Regions from separate parts of the Homo sapiens genome. Here region 1 is linked to region 2. The links are chromatin contacts, found by Hi-C or POLR2A ChIA-PET in ENCODE. All regions are on one chromosome and are shown on one strand. The core of a region is the stretch at or near the end of the contact, and the rest is flanking DNA. Distances in the headings are between cores, read along the strand shown.

Region 1 (2,793 bases), core at 73-2,572, 100 kb after region 2:
TCTGAATACATTCCTAGCTACTGTTTGATGATGCTCTGGAATTGGGTGACATCCAGCATATTATTCCTTAGCAGGATGCAAACTCTCCATTTCCAGCAGGAGCTTTTAGATTACTGGTTAAATAAAATCACAGAAATCTGATGCTTCCAAATTTCAGCTCTCGTGTCAGAAGGTGGGCCATGACTCCAGGACTCCACAAACACCCAGAATTGTATGGCTCCTCCAAAATCCAATAAAGAACCATCCCAGGCAAAATGTCCATGAAGGAGACAGCAGTTGGTACTAATAACTGGGAGTGGCCATCCACGTCCTTGATGCTGGGCCAGTGGTCACAGTATGGACTGCTGTTAGGTATCCACACAGGAAGGCACAGCTCTCTCTAGGATCAGCATGGAGTGTGCCCGTCAGGCAAGGAGACAGACCTCACATCTGCACTAGTGATGACAGCTCGTCTCACGGAGGTTTAAGTTTATGCTGCAATCCTCACAACAGCTGGATATAGAATTCTATTTTGGCAATGATTGTTGCAATCATATTTTACAGGTGAATGATTTGACATTCAAGGATGTCAGAGGTCCCCAGCTGTTGATCAAGGTGTCGTCGAAAGTGCTGGGATTCGTACCCAGCTCTTCTGATCTCAAAGTTCTCATTTTGTCACTAGCTCTTTTTGCAAGAACTACTAGATCAAAATAGCGCTATGAGAAACACGTGTTTTTTTAGGCATTCTGGGGAAATTTGACTATTACAGGGAGAAAAAACACTCCCACCTTTGCCCTCCCATTCTAGAAGAGCCTTACAACTCCTGCTCATTTAATTAAGATGGTCAGTTTTCTGTACAATCCATCCCAAGTGATGCCCAGAGCAAGAAAAGCTGGGGGAGAGGATAATAATCCAGCCTCTCCAGGCACTTCAGTCTCTTGGGAATGAAGACAGTGAGCATTTGTAGTTTACAGGCAAATGCACGTGTGTAGAGAGCTGCTACATGCCCTGCGTGACTGTGTGCAGGCGAGAAACCATTCCTTCATAAGCTTCTACGCTGGCTCCAAGATGCCGACATGGGTGAAGTGCCGAGAGACCCTCCGTCTGTCATCTTAACCCCAAGTTTTATTTTCTTTCATCTTTAAGAGAGAATCCTTAGTTAATTAATTTCAGGCAAGAGGGTCCTCTTTTGCGTCAGTGGTGGTGGGCACGAGCCCCGAAGAACATGCCAGGCAGGCGAAGGACTGAGCAGGGGTGTCCACACGCTGCTGAATGGAGCGGCTAGAGCCGGGTGCCTCGCTGGGAGCCGGTGAGGACGGTGTGCAGGCTGGAAATGTCCCAGCTGCTGAATCATGGCTCAGCAGTTTGTCTCCTAGTTTGGCTTAACTTCTGCCTTTTCCATCCTAAGCTTTTCAAATCGGCCAACACAAAAGGTAAAAGAAACAGTGGATCTGAAATCTTCTCCGTGACACTTTTTACTAGCTTTAAATTCCTACTTTAAAAATAGTGCTTTCCTAGTCTGACTCCAAGGCCTGACGCTGGAAGGACGTGCTGTTTCTCTCTCATCCAGTGCTAATGATAATCGCCGTGATGATATCAATATGACTGGCAACAACACGCGCTGAGTGCTCACTTCGGGACTGGCATTATTGCAAACATTCAGTTGTTGGAGGTGCTTCTAACTGCCATTTTTTTTGAAGAAAGAGCTGAACCATTCCAACTCAGGGATCAAACGTCCCTTGTTTTGTACACAGGAGGTGAGGTACTGTGCTGGCTGCCAGAACAAGGCAGGCGAATTATGCCTGTTCACATATTTTACCATAGTTAATATATTTTATTTCACCAATGTCTCTTAAAGCACATTAAACATTTAATTAGTTTTATTTCCTTTTACAACAATGACATCTTATTTATCTGTCTTTATAATGTAATTAGTGTAATATCTGTATGTGTTTTCCCCTTGAGTCAGCTTAACACTTTCTCCTTTTCATTATGAAATATTTTGTTTCCTTCCAAGTTTTCTGCTAACCAAGTCCTTACTTTATTTAATTCACTTTCCCCATACACTGTGCTGTAAGATTATTTTATTTCAGAAAAATGTCACATCTTCCTCTTGGTACTAAGATTCTCTTCTCATTTTACCATTTTTCCCTATTTTAGTTTAATGTCCTTTCATTTCTATTATGTGTTATGTGTTCCAAGTTTTACATCCCTCCGGCATTCATTTTAATAGAATTAGGAGAATCTATAAATAAAAGTAGCTCCTTAGAATAATGCTTTCATTCTTCTCTTCTCTCCCCACCCCCACTTCTCCAACGTGCCCTAAATTTACCAGCAGCTTCTCCTAGGCCGGGGTTCTCCCACAAGGAGTCTGACCGCTGTGTCTTTGCTGCATTTGCCCTGGTACATCCCCGGGGTTACACAGGATCAGGATTCCGACATAGGACGCCTGTCCGTTAGGACTCTGTAGGGAATGGCTGTGGTGCTGCCCTTCAATTCAACAACTCGAGAGGCTGAAAATTCTACACAAAGTCAGCAATTCAAATTCTGAAACTAGAGAAACACTGCGGAGCAAGACCGAGAAGATAATTAGCAGGCAAGCAACCCAGCCTACCTTGCCGTGCCAGGGGTGTCTGCGGCTTATCTCTCCTCCTTCTCTCTCCTCCGCAGGAAGGTCCTTAAACCACGGACTCTGCTCATTTACATTTACTGGGAAGCTTCTCCCTGGGGCTGAAACTCTGCCTGGGGAAAGCCTAGCAAGTTAGTGGCTCAGAGAGCCACAGTAATCCTTTCAGATGCCAGTGTAGCCCCAGA
Region 2 (2,700 bases), core at 23-2,522:
AGCTACTCAAGCTTGTGGGGAAAGTTCTGTCCCTTCACCTGCAGGGCTGATCCAGTCTCAACAGGGGCATTTGAGGGAGATGACAATGGCAGGGTTGGTTGCTTTTCAGTGGGAATGGGAGGGGCCCGTGGAGAGCGGGGGGAGGAGACAGCTCCCCCACCCCCAGCAGTACCCTCCTTGCAAGTCCTGATGAGCCTCCCTTTACCCTTCCCAACTCGAAGGTCTTTCCCAACTGTACCCTTGAGCCCCTGGGCCTTCTGCCTCACACTTGGTTCAGGCAGAAACAGGAAGCAACTAATCAACATCCAATCTCTTCCTGCACCCAGTGCCATCCTCAGAAGTGACTCTTTCTGTACTGGAATCAATTCCAGGTTTTTTCCTCTTATTCTTTCTTCACAGTCTAATTTTCTATCTCGATTTTGGAATAAACATTTTTTTTAACATAGGCATCTTTATTGTTCATCAGAAATTGAAATACATAAGTTTTGAATGATGTAAGATTCAATTTCCAATCTGGGGGTTCTCTGAACACTCAATGTAGGAAAATGTTTATCTAGGGAACATTCTTTGCAATGGAGAAGAGTGAGGGGGAAGCATCCTGTGCTTTCTTCTAAGAAATGGCAAAGGTCAAGGCTGATTTTCACACTCGATGCCAAGCTGAACCCAACACACTGGGGACAGAACAAGGACAAACTGTCTTTTAAGGGCTGAGGTGCTGAGGCACATCAATGGCTTCTTAGTGAAGAACCTGGCAAACTGATAAAGCTGCTAAATTAAGTAAGATGTGCAGTAGGATAGGAGGTCATTGATCCTAAAACACAAATTCTTGATACAATCACAAAATCTGCCTTGGAAAAAAACCAAAGTCCCAAGACTCAGATGACAGCTGGAGTAGCCTCAGGGTAGTTTTTGTTTGTTTGTTTTTTGTTTTTGAGACAGACTCTCTTTCTGTCACCCAGGCTGGAGTGCAGAGGCGTGACCTCAGCTCACTGCAACCTCCGCCTCCTGGGTTCAAGTGATTCTCTTGCCTCAGCCTCCCAAGTAGCTGGGATCACAGGTGCGTGCCACCACGCCCAGCTAATTTTTGTATTTTTAGTAGAGACAAGAGTTGGCCAGGTTGGTCTCGAACTCCTGACCTCAGGTGATCCACCCACCTTGGCCCCTCAAAGTGCTGGGACTACAGGTGTGAGCCACCCTTCCTGGGCTAGGGTAGTTTTTAAAATGCCTGATGGCGCAAGGACAGCACTACCCAGCCAAGGGGTGGCTCCCAATAGGCCTGGCAGGACCTGCCCTCTATTATCCCAAGGGCACAACACTGGGCAGCAGCAGGAGGAGGAAAGTTTCCAGGGAAGGGAAACAGGGCCCCAGGGGAGCGGGAGAGGGGAGGCTGGGGCAGCGGAAGGTTCTTGTGGGTCAGGTAGCCGGACGTAAGCAGGACACGTAGGGCAACCAGGCCCCTGTGCCAGGGATACATATATTATCACACTCAAGTCTTATAACAGTCCTAATGTTTACAGATAAGTGAAGTGGCATTTTCAGAGATGAGGAATAAAGAGAGGCAAAGGGACTGGCTCCTGGGAGCCCAGCCAGGAGTGGAAGAGCAGGGTGTGGGCCAACTCTCCAGGGTCACTGCCACCCGCCTGCCTGCTACCTGCTGCCCCAGCCTCTCAGCCTCACCACAGGCTCTCCGTCAACCTGGGCCATCACCTGGGCCTGCACCCAGCTCTGGCTCTGAGTCAGGGGTCACAAACCTGGGTGCCACTAGGTGTGCGGCTGGAGTGAACGGAGAGCCCGTTGCTGGCCTCAGGGCTGCCAGCACGGAAAACATGGAGCACATGGACACACACTCGCCCACCTGCTCAGCTCCGGCCCAGTGCACGCAGGAACACGGGGCTGGTGTCAGACAGCTTCCAACTTTCCAAGAAATGCCAGAAATGAGGACTTTTAAAATCTTTAAGGTTAAAAAAATAAAATAAAAAACACCACGGGGAGCAACATAGCATCAAAAGCTGCAGCTCGTCCGCTGACACCGAACTGCTCGTGCCCGTGTGAGACCTCCCACAGGCAGAGGCACAGCACGGCCGGGCCTCCCGGCAGGAGGGAGAGGTGCCCCTGTGACACTCGTGCTATGAAAGGAGAATGTGGGATGGGCTGAGCTTGGTGCCAGGGTCTGCCTCAGGGTTGATTCCAGTGCACCGAGGACAAAGCTGGTGCCGGGCCCGCCACCTGCTGCCACCGCTCCAGCTTGCCTGCTGCAGAGAGACCAGGCTGCTGGGCAGTGCTGTGGGGGGCACAGCACAGGCCCCAATCCTCTGGACAATGGCCCTGTCTACCTTGCATTGCTGCTGAGTCAATTACCCTGTCTCATACAAAGTGGTGGGGAGGGGAAGGGTTAAGCAAAGGGCAACCCCCAACTTCTGCCTGGTTCCATCTGAGAGCCTTCGCTAGCCCCTGTTTCTGAATCTCTGCAGCTCCCTATAGCCTACACAAGGGCCACAGCCTCAGGCAGGTCACCAAAGGAGTCAAGTGGGCCCAGAGTGGGCAAGGGGACCACACCCCAGAAGACAGAGCAGGCCTGGTCCTGGGGGGCTTCCTGCAGATGATGTGGGCACAGTGCCAGTCCTGGTTTTTGAGAGAAGCTGGAAATGCTGATTTGTCCATGAAATTTCTTTACTCTCTCTACCTCTTAGCTAGAAAGAG

What was found. Hi-C counts contacts between places; a loop is a spot of excess contacts on that map. ChIA-PET counts read pairs that join two places held with the same protein, here RNA polymerase II (POLR2A). Pooled maps may share reads with other maps.
Region 1: a pooled map shows a loop between it and region 2 (2.6-fold over the local background). The contact joins two enhancer-like sites. A Hi-C loop is called at or near these places in 3 of 50 pooled maps. POLR2A ChIA-PET finds 5 or more read pairs at or near these places in 2 of 52 experiments (MCF 10A and activated CD4-positive, alpha-beta T cell).

The regions. Positions count from the first base shown.
Region 1 is chr15:101,468,394-101,471,186 of GRCh38, forward strand. All of the region lies in intron 1 of PCSK6 (proprotein convertase subtilisin/kexin type 6), which reads right to left. It overlaps LOC124903566, which reads right to left. Exons shown (of 2, transcript XM_047433427.1): 2 at 1-2,793. Among named protein-coding and RNA genes, the nearest start is that of PCSK6, 20 kb to the right of the region's middle. RefSeq lists an enhancer at 889-2,088. Within about 2 kb of position 1,323, at least 3 of the 41 ENCODE cell types and tissues checked have a DNase peak (open chromatin) inside an H3K27ac peak, as active enhancers do.
Region 2 is chr15:101,366,911-101,369,610 of GRCh38, forward strand. All of the region lies in intron 12 of PCSK6 (proprotein convertase subtilisin/kexin type 6), which reads right to left. Among named protein-coding and RNA genes, the nearest start is that of PCSK6-AS1, 34 kb to the left of the region's middle. Within about 2 kb of position 1,273, at least 3 of the 41 ENCODE cell types and tissues checked have a DNase peak (open chromatin) inside an H3K27ac peak, as active enhancers do.